Regions from separate parts of the Mus musculus genome. Here region 1 is linked to region 2. A link is a contact called in ENCODE POLR2A ChIA-PET data. All regions are on one chromosome and are shown on one strand. Each heading gives the region's core, a stretch centred on a gene start or an enhancer-like site at or near the end of the contact. The rest is flanking DNA. Distances are from core to core; before and after follow the strand shown. Region 1 holds the start of Pdpn (podoplanin). Region 2 holds the start of Prdm2 (PR domain containing 2, with ZNF domain).

Evidence for each region. ChIA-PET counts read pairs that join two places held with the same protein, here RNA polymerase II (POLR2A).
Region 1: POLR2A ChIA-PET joins it to region 2 with 32 read pairs in Patski. The contact joins the promoter of Pdpn here to the promoter of Prdm2 in region 2. POLR2A ChIA-PET finds 5 or more read pairs at or near these places in 3 of 5 experiments (Patski and embryonic stem cell).

The regions. Positions count from the first base shown.
Region 1 is chr4:143,296,069-143,303,602 of GRCm38, reverse strand. It overlaps Pdpn (podoplanin), which reads left to right and starts at 4,039. Exons shown (of 6, transcript NM_010329.3): 1 at 4,039-4,414. The coding sequence starts at 4,348.
Region 2 is chr4:143,209,446-143,216,319 of GRCm38, reverse strand. Prdm2 (PR domain containing 2, with ZNF domain) reads left to right here and starts at 3,611. Exons shown (of 10, transcript NM_001081355.3): 1 at 3,611-3,705.

The DNA.
Region 1 (7,534 bases), core at 2,790-5,289, 87 kb before region 2:
TGGGAGGGGTGGGCTCAGGCACTAAACTGTAATATCTCTGGAACCCACCTCCAACCAGTGGTGCTTATTCAACTATGTGATGGAAAACAAGTACCTAGCTTTTCAAAAATTCCTTTGGGAGTCTGAAAGTGAAATTGTTGCTCTGCCCCACTGGAATCTTGAGATGACTTTGACAGCAGGAGGGACAATTGGCACCTCACAGGAGCAGTGAGCACTCTGCCACTTAGGCGACACCAGTGGGTGAGAATTCAAGCCAGGTTCCCACTCATAGAAGAAGAGCAGAAGTGACTTCCTGGCTGAGGTCCCAGCATAGAGTCCCATGAGTGCAACCAGGAGTAAATCCAGTTTCCCAGGAGTGGGGCAGATTCAGGGAACCTTCATAAACCAGGATCAGGTAAAGGTTGGCCAAGAATGACCTGATACTTTTTTTTTTTTTTTTTTTTTGGTTTTTTGAGACAGGGTTTCTCTGTGTAGCCCTGGCTATCCTGGAACTCACTTTGTAGACCAGGCTAGCCTCGAACTCAGAAATCCGCCTGCCTCTGCCTTCCGAGTGCTGGGATTAAAGGCATGCACCACCACACCTGGTCCTATGACCTGATACTTAACTTAGTTCTTGTATAGCGAGTGATCCATGCCTTAGGTCAAAGAAACTGGTTCCCTTAGAGCCCTTTTCAAGAAACTTCTGCCCTAGACACTGGGGATGACTGCGTTTCCTGGTGGGTACAAACAGTACCAGAGAAGGAACGAGACTGAGAACTCCTTAGGGCCTGGTAGCAACAGCCACCAGCGGGAGGGAGCGTGGTGGTAGCCACACTCCTAAGGTATGCAGAGTTCTCTGGACTGAGAGTGACACTTGTTTTAAGAACGCAGATTCCTGAGGGGCCCAAGGTTCTCTCCAAGGTGTTCTGAGTTCCCAGCCTCATCTAATTCCTGCTCAACTTGAGCCCTAAGAAACAACATATTCAGGGGCCACACGGGTGCTTCATACCCTTGGAGAGTCAGTTGAAGGAGTTTCAGTCCCAGAACACTGTGTCTCCCCAGGGAGCCTGCAGAAGTGCAGCCCACCGCTCTCCAGAGTTGGCAGAGGCCTCAAAGAATGCAGCTAGTGCTAGAGACCCTAACACCAACTTCCAGCATCGCCTAGAACAAAGGGTCCCCCGCTGTTTGTATCATCTCTGCTCCTCCTCAGGATTAGCAATAGGCTCCAGCCTTGATCTGTCACTGAGAGACAGGTGTTTTCCTTCCCGTAGGACTCGGGATGTGTTTTAAGGTATGTTCCAAAGTGCGGGACCCCAGCTCTCCTCTTTTAAAGAATGAGAACTTTGGAGTGACCCGAGTGACCTGTGTGTTAGCCAGCCCTATAGCCCTCCAGGTGAATCAGTGCTAAACCATTTTCCTTGAATAGTAGATCTTAGATCAAAGGTCCATTGGTCAGATGGGCGCCTCAAGGTAACACCTGCAAATAGTGTTATCTCCTGGCGCCAGCCTTTCTACCTCTGTCTCATTGTTATGCAGTCTTCACACAAGCTGTGTCACTGGGGGAAGGGCAGTTAGGCACCAGGTCCTTGGGGGTGGGGGGCAAGATATCTTCAATTTGCCATTTGCATTGCTGTGGAAGGTAGACCCATCCCCCACCCCTGTCCTTGACTGATCCTTCTTGGGGCCAGCAATCACCTGGTTATTTAGCAGGAAAACATGTAGAAGCATTGCAGACTCGCCCAGACCTAAGTCCTCTCCCTAATACTCTTCTTGTCCCCTGGCCCCCAACAGGATTCTTCGGCAACATTTCTGCGTCTGCCCCACCTCCACCATCCTTTACAAGTAGGTGAGGGACCAGCCTTCTATAACCTAGACACATCCCTATGGCAACCTAGACACATCCCTATGGCATAGGGAGAGAAGAGCAGGGTGGATTTTATTATTTATTTACCTAATGTACATAAGTGTCCCTGTCTTCAGACACAGCAGAAGAGGGCATTGGATTCCATTACAGATGGTTGTGAGCCACCATGTGGTTGCTGGGGATGGAACTCTGGACCTCTGGAAGAGCAGTCAGTGCTCTTAAGCACTGAGCCATCTCTCCAGCCCCAGAACAGGATGGATTTATTTCCTGGACTCTTAATCTACTCCCAAATGCCCTTCAGTATAAGCTGTTTTATTACCTCTGTTATTTGTCTAAGGGGTCACACAGGAAATGGACACCCTCACCCTCACCCCCCAGTCTACAATACAAAATACTCACACCGAAGAAATAATGTTGTAAGACCAGTTCGGGAGCCATTTCTTCCAGGTCTCTCTCTTCCCCGCTTCTGGAATCCACTTCATTCCTATCTTGTAGCCCCAGGATAAGCTACCGGCCCTTGAGTAATCTCTAGACATGTCCAACCTCTTGCCTGCCAAGGTAGACCTGCTGCTGAGTGGGCAGGCTGGCTCACTCTCACCCTGGTGAGACACAGAGGCTCAGCTAACGGACACAGCTTACCAACCATTCCTGTGATCAAGCTTTCCATGGACACTGGGTTTAGCTAGCATTTCCCCAAAAGGTCTTATCAGTTAGCTTGTGGGACCAAAGCTGGGAATATGAGCTTTTAAAACAGTGTTGTCTCAGGATAAAAAGACCTGCCTGGCAAGCTAGCAACCCGAGTTTGGTCTTTAGTACCCATGTGAATGAATGTAGGAGCGAGCTGGCTCCACAAAGCTACCCTCTGATATCACACACATACCATATCATGGGTGCCCACACCTTTGCACACATGCATGCATGCGTGAGTGCATGCGCACACACAATAAATAATTTTTAAAAATCAGTCTACTTTTGAAATTCTTGAGATGAAGTCTGTTTGAAACTGAGGTCAAAGATAAAAGGATGAAAACAGCTCATTGTCACCTTCATTGGGACACGTAGGGACCGTTCATTGTTAAGTTCTCTGTAACTTATTTTTACCGTGTGCATGCGCGAGTGTGTGTGTGTATGTGTGTGTGTGTGTGTGTGTGTGTGTGTGTGTGTGCTCGCTGTCTGGTCAGAGGGCAACATACAGGAATCAATCGGGACTCTCCTTTCACCATTGTGGGTTCAGAGCCTAAAACTTAAGTCACTCGGCTTGGTGGCCGAGCCACCTCTGGGGGGCCCATCCTCAGATGCTTTTGTTGAAAGGAATTTATGGCATCTGGGAGTGAAGCCAAGACCACCCCCGACCCTGTTCTTAGATTCCAACAGGTTAGAAGGGAATAATGAACATTTCTCTTGCCGATACCCACTCCCTGAGAGCAAGGAAGGATTGTTTAAATCAAGAGACAGGGGATTACCAGTTAAACCCTAGGATTAATAGATGAGCTGAACTCTTATTAGTTCCAGGTGAGTGGCCGATAGTCAGATGACACAGCTGCTCCTGGTATCCAGGTGAAGCCACAAAGTCCCGGTATCAGGGGGTGGTGGTACGTGCTCTGCCTTCTGTATAACTCACTAGGGCCAAGCACCCTTCAAGGTCAAGCACCCCACCCAGACAAGTACCTCACCGGGCCAAGTACTGCACTGAAGGCTAGTTGTGGGAGGACAGACGCGTCCTTCCGTCCGTCCGTCCATCCATCCATCCATCCATCCATCCATCCATCCATCCATCCATCCATCCATCCATCCACGTGCCTTGCATGAAGGTTCAATAAACAAGAGCCGCCTCAGACTCACCCAAACAACGGCCGTTTTCCCCAAACCATCTGAAGAAAAAAATCCAGTGCATCGGTCTAAAAACCATAAAACCAGCCGCATACGCCACTGTGTGCGTCTCTCTTCTGCCCACTATCAAGGAAACCTAAGTTGTGGGCTTTGCCCTCCAAAACATAATAGTAAATATAGTAGAAAAATAAATAAAAATTGTAAATCAGAACTGTTTACTGCACGTGGCCCCCTTTTCTCCTGTAGTGGAACAAAGTCAAAAGCTTTTTTTTTTTTTCCCCTCTGGGCTGGGCCCCAGTGGCTGAGGCCCTGTAACTTTAAACCTGGCCTGAGGTCATCTTGTGATGCTGGCCAAACAGAGTTCGGGGGCGGTCCTAGATCTCCGGGACCACCTGACGCCCACCCGCTCCCGCCCCGGGACCGGAGACATAAATGCCGACTGTGCCGAGAGGTTGCCAGCTGCCAAGTTTGCTGTGCTTGCTGCCTCTGCGAGTCCAGAAAGCCCGGGCACTCTCTGGCGCTGAGACTTTTGCTCAGCGCCTTCCAACCTCCTCCCGAGCTCTTCCCGGCTGGGCCTGTGGCTTCGAAGTTTTTTGTTTTGTTTTGTTTTGTTTTTCATCTTTTCACAACCCACAAAAAAACCCACTAGCTGCTGAGGCTCCAACGAGATCAAGATGTGGACCGTGCCAGTGTTGTTCTGGGTTTTGGGGAGCGTTTGGTTCTGGGACTCTGCGCAGGGAGGTAAGCGCCATGCATGATTGGCAACCAGCACTTGTTGGTGGGGATGGAGGGAGGCGGGGGATGCTTGGGCCTGGGATCTGCGAGTGCGGGGGGAGGGAGGGAGAGCGGTGGGGTAGCTTAGATGGGGCTAAGTCTCCTGTAACAGCCAAGTGGGTGTGGCGGTAGGGGGTCCACCCACAGGTGGTAGGGGTACAGAATGGCCCTAACAACCCCCACCGCCCCGGGGGCTAGTGTTACGGGATGGGAAGGTGACCAAGGGCGACTGGACTGGCCCAAAAAAGCAGTGTGTTAGAGGAATGATTAATGTCTCTGAAAAAGAGGAACAGATAGGAGGACGTAGGTTGGAACTCTGGGTCACACCCCTGGCTGGGGATAGACCTGAAGAGGCTTCGCTAATTAGGATGGTAGCTGGAAGGGACGGTGGAACAGCTTGACCCGCAAGCTGCTATCTTTCTAGCATTCTTGTCTCTGCCTCTTTCTTTCCTCCCCTCCCCACACCCCTACACTGGAAATGGATGGAACCCAGGGCGCCACGGACCTGTACCTCCTAACCTGGAGGGCTGCCGTGAGCGTTGAAGCGCAAGTGTGTTTGAGGCCATGTATTGAACTTGGCCAAGGACTCAGTGGCTGAATTAGTGTTAATTAAAGACGAATGGAGCCTGAGAATGTAGCTCAGTTGGCAGAGTCCATGTTTGGCATGTGAGACACTCTCATGCTCCATCCCCAGCAAGATGCAAAAGCCAGGATGGTGATGCTCAACTGTGTCAGCACTGGGAAATGGAGGCAGGAGGATGAGAGGGTTCAGGGTTATCTTGGGGTATAAGGAGTTTGAAACCAGACTGGGCTTTAAGACCCTGACTAGAAAGAAACAGATTGATGGGACCACCATCACGTCCTCCTCTTCTGAATTACTGTCTTCTGTCTGGGTGATCTATGGCTGGGGTCTAGGACAGTCTCCTGTTATTTTGTTTCTTGCTTTGATGTTTTAAGTTGTATCTATATTCCTGGTGGAATCTAAGCTCTAATCTTGATCCCAGAGCCAAGAAGTCATGGGACAGTCTCAGTTGCTCACTAAATGAAGGCTAGTGGTCATCAGAGATGTAGGACTGTCTTTCCTGGTGAAGGAGTGGTTTGTGTGAGATGGGTGGGCCTAGCCTAGGCTTCTATAATTCTCCACAGACAACACCTAGTGTTAGGGAAATTATATAGAGTGCATGGGCGAGGTTGTCCACTTGCTTCAAAGAGACGAAGCTATTCTTTATGGTGTTCAGGGGTATTCCTGGCAGTCCTATCTTTGAAACTTCTTACGCTAGGATATATATATATATATATATATATATATATATATATATACAGTTCTGTATTTCGGTTCCATTTCCGTCATGGCGAGACAGTGCGTGTTAAGAACATGGCTTTTCACTCACCAGCGCAAAGTGAGGGGAAGCACCCACCCCAAACCACATCCTAGGAAAGTCGGAGGCTGGCATCCTCCAAAGGCAAGGGTAGGCTGCAACTGTCTCAAGCCAGCTCCCAAAATGCTCCTAAAATGTAGCTGGTATTTGGTCTTGTCTAGAAAAAGTCATCACTCAGTTAGAGTAGAAACTGTACAGCTGAAGAAAAAGCCTTGGTACAGGGGTGTTCAGAGAGGTGGCCATGCGGCCAGTTGTATCCAGGCTGCTCTGCAGCAAGATTGAGCCTGCAGGGTTTTTGTTTGAGAATAATGAATATGGATGAGTTAACTCCATTGAGTTAAGCTATTACTGGGGAGCCAGATCAGGCAGGGGTGATTGTGGTGTGCTAATTCTATTAGAGTCATATGCCATACTGATTTAGGGTTATAACCCAACCCCCTCTGCAATCCCCAAGGTGTTCGTGGATTCTAACGAGGCCTGTTGTCCTCACATCTGGCAGCCTCCCCCACTGCCAGGCCCCACCCTCACTCTGAACTGACATCCAAAGCCGGTACCCCAGGACTCGCCCGTTAGCAGTGGCTTTTTATAAGATTCTCGGCAAGCTGCTGCTTGCCGCTAACCCATGTGTGCTCTTCCGGGACCAGTCCGAGCAGGATTAATCATGTGGCACAGAAATCATCCTGTGATTTCCCTGAAGTTCTTGCCAGTTTTCGGGGGCCCTGGAATCCTCGCAAGCTGCTGAGGGCTTATGTAGCTGAGGAGGCCTTGAATAAAGCTGATTCTGTTAGAGGTTCTGCGGGGGAAGCTGGGGCTTAGGGTCCCAAACTGAGTTCAGAAGAGGGAAACACATTTAAAGATGCGAGTGCAGCAGCAGAAGGCTGAGGGTAGCCACGATCAACAAGACAAAACTCAGCTCACCCACCATTGACTTTGCTGGCAATGGAGAGACCCAAGTCTCCGGTATGACAGAGAATGGCCCTGACTAGTGGGCGGGACACCACCTCCTTGCATTCCCCCCCCCTCCCCCCCCACCACCACCACCACATTCTAGGAATGTCGCAGGCTTACCTCCTTTAATCCCCAACCTCTCCTGTAAATTATACACTATTATCCCAGAAGTTGCTGGGACCTTGATTCAGAAACAAAGTTAAGCTTTTTACTATGATTGAATTAAAAAAAAAAAAAAAGACTGACTTGAGACTGAAGGTAGACTTCACTTTATTCATTTTAAACATGAATAAAAAAAAAAATTACACACTCCCCATACAAGAGTGGAGTTGGCCTGGCGCATTAAAATACATTGCCTTAATTTGTCTTGCACACAGGCGCTAGACCTCTCCCAAGAGGGTGGGGCGGGTTGCTGGGTGCAGGAAAGCACCTAGCCGAGAGTATGCTCTGCCACCCTTGCCAACCAAGAATGAACCTGTGCTCTGGATTGCACTGGCTTATCTGAATTTTTGTCATATTTCTGGCTTCTGAGAGCAGGCGTTCCAGGTTACAGCTTGTGGAAGTATTTTGGGGGAGGCCAAGGAGGAAGCAAACTCAAGCACCAGTTTAGCCAGGAACCTTGCAGAGGATCCTTACCTTGCCCAACCCATCCCCCAAGGAAGCTCTGATATCCTGACATCTCTCAGGAAAGGAGCCTGTGTTGTGTGGTCGGTCTTGTTAGAAGAAGAGGGTCCAGTGATTTGGAGGAGGTCAAGATAAG
Region 2 (6,874 bases), core at 2,362-4,861:
GAATATCTTAGAGGAAGCATGGTGATCTCGAACATGACAGTTGATAATTGTGATTGAACGGGCCATCAAGACAATATTTACCTTAGAAATTATGCTTGAGAATGTGTATGTGTGCAGGCAACACACACACACACACACACACACACACACACACACACACACACACACAGTTGCCTACAATGGCTACTGGTCTGGTCTAGCTTTTAAGTGTGTGTGTGTGTGTGTGTGTGTGTGTGTGTGTGTGTCTATGCATGTATGTGCTCCAAGGATGAATGAGGTGGGTGCTTTCTATGGAACTGAACTGTCCAAGTTAAAAACCTGGTTTCATTTCTTTTTTTTTAAATTTTAATAAGATTTATTGTTATATGTAAGTACACTGTACTGTCTTCAGACACATCAGAAGAGGGTGTCAAATCTCTCTTATTTTAATCCCTCCTCCCTCTTTTTTTTTAAATCCCTTCCCGTGTCAGATCTCTTTATGGATGGTTGTGAGCCACCATGTGGTTGCTGGGATTTGAACTCAGGACTTTCGGAAGAGCAGTCAGTACTCTTATCCGCTGAGCCATATTTCCAGCCCCTGGCTTCATTTCTTTAACTGGGCAATGTCTTCATCCACATTGGCCTTAGTTCTCACAGCTGTACATGCGCTCACCACACACAGCTGTGATGAATGGGACATAATCCATGTACAATGTCTATAACAGAACCTAGCAGGGAATAAGTATTGTCATTCAGGGAGTCTTAAGTCCACTTACATTGTCACTGATACTGTAGTTTAAAGTCTTTGGTACTAGCTATAAAGTGTTTAATCTTTTTTTTTTTTTTTTTTCGAGGCAGGGTTTCTCTGTGAGGCCCTGGCTGTCCTGGAACTCACTTTGTAGACCTGGCTGGCCTCGAACTCAGAAAACCACCTGCCTCTGCCTCCCAAGTGCTGGGATTAAAAGCATGTGCCACCACCGCCCAGCTAAGTTTTTAATCTTTTAAGGGGCAATTCTATAGAAATTGCTGTGGTTTTGATTACAATCACATTTTTTTTTAAAAAAAAATACAATGTCTGGGCTATACATAACTGCTTATCTCTATCTGTTTTGAGAGTCAGGGAGATGCCATTTTCCCCCCGTAAGTATTATCTATTTAGTGCTTAGACATTGCTCTGGGTTTTGAGTGTAGCATGTGCCATTTTAACACATAATATGTGCATAAGTGACCAGGGCTGAGCCAGGTGACTTGTGCAACATGGAGTTTCATTCACGTTGCAGACTTTGATAGTGAGTGTGTTGTATACGTCCGTCTCCTAATAAACAGACCACAATTTCTGATTAAAGCATCTCTATTCCCATCATCCTTCATTAGCAAGGCATTTCATCATTTCAAAGAAGGAAAACAGTAGTATTTAGTACACCGCACAGCTAATCATCACTAATGAAATTTCACTGTAATCTCCATAGCCTTTGTCTTTTTTAATTGAACAGATGAACTATAAAGTGTGTCGTTCAGTCTGGGAAGTATCACAGTTTAGAGAATTGAAACATGTTCAAACAAAATACACAGATTAAAAGTATACAGTGGTTGGTTAGAGGTGGTATTTAGAAGGACCGAAGATTTACTCAGTGTGGTAGGCTAAATAATCGTTACTAAGCATCTGACCTCAACTCAATCCCTTGAATTCTCAAGCATTACCTCTTGCAGAACTTCTGTTGCTATGACTCAGCAATGAAGAGATTAACTGTGGTTTAGCTGGGTATCCTCAGTGCAACTGTATAGATTATGAAAGAACAGAGGGAAATTTCACTACCTACAGAGGAGAAAGTGATGTAAAGATGAAGAGAGTGTGATGATGTTGGCCTTGAAGAGTTGAGTGGCATAGTGACAAGCCAAGGAATGTTGGCAGTCACCAGAAGCTGGAAGAAGGAAACAGTCTCCCCTAGAGACCTCAGAGGAAGTGTGGTCCTACTGACACCTTAGCTTGAGTCTACTGATACTGATTTGGACTCTAGCCTCTACATTTGCAGGAGATTAAATTTCTGTTGTTTTAAGACATCAAATCTGAAACCGTTGCCCCAGGGGAAAAAGGCATTGTCATATCAGATTAAAGACAGGAAGAACAGCCACTGCCTTCTTGGCATGGTGTTCTCTGGTTTTACCATGTCATGTTTTGATTTGACAAAAATCAAAATCCCCTATATTTCCTTTTGCATTCTATTGGATGCCAGGGGGTAAGTAGATTTTCTTTTAAAATGATGGCTATGGCAGTTTGGTGGTAGATGAGGTGGTGGTCTCCCTTTTGCTCCCACGCTACCTCAGATGATTTTTGATGCATATACTTAGTAAGGTGTTAATCAAATAAAGAGTGCAAATTCCAGTGGCAGCCTGTACCATAATAGTGTATATTCTAGTGACAAGTTTGCATGTCTCTCTTAGGTTTGTAAACTCTTGACTAGTGAGAGACATAAGCAAACATTTGAGGTTTTATTTCCTCTCTCCACGGGCTCTGTGGTGATCCAGACCTTGACAACACTTGACATTGTCCTCACCTGTCAACAGTACTGATGAGATAATCACCATGTCACCAATCCTTTACAGAGTATACCACAATCCACGTTGATTGACGTACTTTCTAAACAACAGGTACATTTGATGAGCTTGTCTGGTCTTTCCAAAGTTTTGGAGGCACATTTGAACATAATACATTATCTATTTTTCAGATCCTTTTCTCAGAGGACTAATACGGCCCACTACACTTAGATTTTTTTTTTTTTTCCTTTCTTCTCAGAGGATAGCTTTATCTTGAAGTACTCATGGCTCTGGGTACCATCTAGATGTGACAAGTAACTTTCATCTCTCTACAACTTCAGATTGATTGGCAACTATGTTCCCGTCAAACCTCTTTTCTGGGATGTCAGAAGTGGTCTCCAGTTCAATCCAATCCATCTCCAGCTCACTTGTTTGTAAATAGTGGTGCAGTTCCCAAGGGCAAGATGAAGGCCATGCTGGGTACCACAGAGCCTTGGCACTGACCTAGGCCCATAGCTGGCAGTTAGCAAATGCCTCCTGGTAAGGGATGAATACAGCCGCTCAGTTGCATCTGCTTTGCTGAAGTTTCGGGTTTGTGTGTGTGTGGCTATATTGGTCCTTTGCACACCATTTAAACGGTCTATTTGCCTGGCAGTGGTCTAGTGAGTGGCCTTCAGAGTGGATTCTGCTCTTGTTTTTCTTGAAACAAGGTCTAAGGGTGTGGTCCTGCCTTCCTGGAATTCACTATGTAGCTCTGGCTGCTTCTGCCTCGAGTTTGGGGATTAAAGTGTGCGCCACCACGCCAGTCAGTCGCGGTCGTCTGAAGTAGGGTGGCTTCTCTGACCAACTCTTGAGTTTCTCAGCCCTAACTCTATAGTGGTCAGGCTGGCCCGGCCATGGCGACGCGGGCTTCCCTTCGAGGTAATAACGCTCTGGGGCGAGCGGCGAGTCCGTGATTGACAGAGAGGGCGACACAGTCCGCCGGGGTCACGCCTGACCGTCGTGTTGAGCTCCTCGGGGTCGCAGGCCACGAGCTACGCGCGGGGTCGGGGTCGGGGTCGGGGGTTGTGGGCGCCGTGCCGACGTCACTTCCGGCCGGAGCCAAGATGGCGGCGGCGCGGCCGCGGGCGCCAGAGCGACGGCGGCGGCTGCGGCTCTGGGCTCGCTGAAGCGTTGGCACGTCGCGCTCTGGTGAGGAGCGGCGGAGCCGGGGAGGGCGGGCGGGCCTCGGGGGAATGTCCCTTGGTGTCAGTGAGGAGTGTGGCCACCGCGGCGGGGGCGACCGGGCCGGGCGCTAAGGGGATTGCGGGGCGGGCTGACGCGCCCCCTTCGAGCTTCCTCCGAACGGCCGGGAACCGGTGGCTGGCGCTGGCGCCGACGCGAGGCGGCGCGAAGGCTCCCGCTCCGCGGCTCTTAAGTCCCCGCGGCCAAGTTTCGGGTCCGTTTGGTGACGGCGCGGCGGACTCGGGGTGCGCGGCTGCGGGGTCGGCGGGGAGCGCACGTGGGCCCCGGGCGGTCCCCATCCGCAGGGCTGCGCTGATCTCTGCTCTTTTGTGTCCCGGGTTGAATGTGCGAGCGCATCTGCAATCCTCGAGTTGGTTCTGTGCCTCGAGCCTTTGTGTTTTTCACCCCCGTATAGTTTCCGTGTGCTATAAACCTGCCAGTGGGCTCCTCGAGTGTCCCCCATCGACCCACTGGTGCATACGTGCATGTGTCACAGGTGTGCGCTAGCATACATAGGACTGGTTTGCGTTCGTCAAAAGATCCATCTACTATGTCTCCGAGGGTGACGAGCGAGACACGAAATAGACCTTAACAGGTCAGTGTTCTTCCACGATCCACGCGTGAAGCACCGGCCAATGGCCTAGCACTTACCGTTAGGTCGGGCCTCGAGCTGGGGAAACAATCCCACAGATCGCCGGGAAGCCCCGTTGCCTCTTACTACCCAGCTGGAATTTACACCTAGAGAAATGGGGTTTCCCTTCACCCCCCGCATTTCATGTATTGAGGATTTGGGTGTATTTGACACGTGAACTGCCTTTTGCCAAGTTCCAGTGCCTTGCCCTTAGGACCCTTTAATGAAACACGGGAATGTTTGTTTCTAGTACACAGTGTCCCCAGAACATGACTAAAATTGTATCTCAAAGTTTTTTTGTTTACTTCGAGGTTATTCTTTAAAGTAATATATACAGCAAAGACAACCTCCCAATGGTTTTTTGTTTGTTTTTTGGTTTTTGTTTTTCTTTTACCTACAATAGCACAGACTACAGTTGGATCATTCTGCCCACGATGATATTGGAAAAGAGGTTTTAGGATATTAAGAGGAGGAACTGAGAGACATTATTCTGTTGTTTTCCTGTTCTATAGAGTTCTGTTTTTGAGATTGCACGCAGCTGCCACCCTCCAAGCTCTCTTTCACACACTTTATTTGATGAAATTTCTTTTTCATGAGCAATCTCGCCATAGCTTTGAAAACCTTCAGAGATCATTTAATAAGCCCCCTTTATTCCAAGCCATGGGAAGAGAGCTGTAAATCCATTGTTGGAAGCAACACTCAGCTGCATTTGGTGTTATTTCAGGGCTCGACCCTTCCCTGCCCCCCCCCCCCAAAAAAAAGCCGTCGATGCATTTACAAAGTTATTAGAACCAGGGACATAATGAGAATGCTCAATGAATGTTCGCTGTTTGTTGATGGAAGACTTGGCTTCGTTGAGGTTTGAGGTGGTTTGTTTTACATTTTCTATGCAGTGCTCGGGATAAGAAGGTGTAACTTTGTAATAATGTATTAGCTCTGTAAGCACAAAACAGCAAAACAGTCGCACTGGAAGACAGTTGGAAAACAGAGGCGCACAAAGAAGGAATAGAAACCGCCTGTAAACTTCCGCCTCCTCAGATAGCCATTGTTAACATTGTAGCAGATTGTCACTAGTCAGTCCCTCATGGTGTGCCTGCTTGTATTTCTTTATTCACATACATTCATTTATAGAAGCATGCACTTCTGTATAATAGTCTATAGAGAATTGATATGTTGTGTATATCGATGAGGCTTGTCTTTCATTATGCTGTTGTGTGTTTCTATGTCTTTAACTGTTCTTCAATTTGATGTTTAATGGCTGATATGTGGATGGGCCATCATTCATTAACCAATCCCACATTGATTTTCAAGGCTTCTAAAGTCTGACATTTCTTTTCATTAATTTTCGGAAGTTTTTTCTCTGTGATGAATTTAAAAATTCTGCAACTATTTAAGATGTGAAAACTGGAAAATCTGCTTTGGTAGTGTCTGATGATACATCTTTTTTTGTTTGTTTGTTTGTTTCAGCTACCTAAGAAGTAACCTCCCTGATTTCTCTGTGGTGTCTGTAGCTCACACATATCTGCACACAGTTCCTTTTGATGATTATTTTATACTGGCTATTTATTTATTAATGGGATTTTTTTTTCTTTTTTCAGAATGCTGATATCTTTTCAACTTTAGATCTGACTTAGACACCTTTCAGGGGTGTGTTAAATCACAGTCTCCAGGGTGGAGAGCACTGTGGAGTATTTGCTATTTTCATGTCTTCTGACTAGTTTCGTGTTAGTTTTAATATATGTAAAGGGGAAAAACCCAACAGCAAATATGCAGCTTTCACTAGCAAACTCCATAGTGGAAGTGTATGTGGGCCTTGAGGGGATACGTCAGACCTGCATGCAGAGAGCATCTGCAGGGAATGCTGCATGTCAGACCTGCATGCAGAGAGCATCTGCAGGGAATGCTGCATGTCAGACCTGCATGCAGAGAGCACCTGCAGAGAATCTTCAGGGAATGCTAGATGCAACCGGGACATCACCAGCTGAGCACCTGCTGAGCACTTCTGCTCCTGCTGACATGCATTTAGGGCTTCATAGTTTGATTGCTGCCTATTAGCAGTCACAGTGCTTGGGATTGGGCCTGGTGTCATGTCCTAGTGCTTGCCTTTTGCAGTTAGAAATTTTTAGTTAGAGCTATAAAAAAATGATTTTCTTAGAGCAGGTCAGGGGAAACTGGAGTCTGTTGGTAGGGATAGCATGGTGAGTTAACAATGTTCCTCGGCCACTCTACTGCTGATGTGTGGGCTGGATTAGTTTTCTTGGGGATGTCACTCTTGTCCATGGTGGAATGCTTAAGCAGCTCCCCTCATCCACCCACAAGTGGCAGTGGTCCCTCCTTTAGTTATGACAAGCTGTGAAGTCACCAGACATTGCCATGGAGGGACAAAATGGAATGATTCTAAACTAGCTCATTAAATGAAACTTCCTTTGTTGGATGGTTGAATCACAGAAGCAGCTGTGGTGTCTCCAAGAACTCTGAGGACAGATGCTATGGGTTAGACCTTGA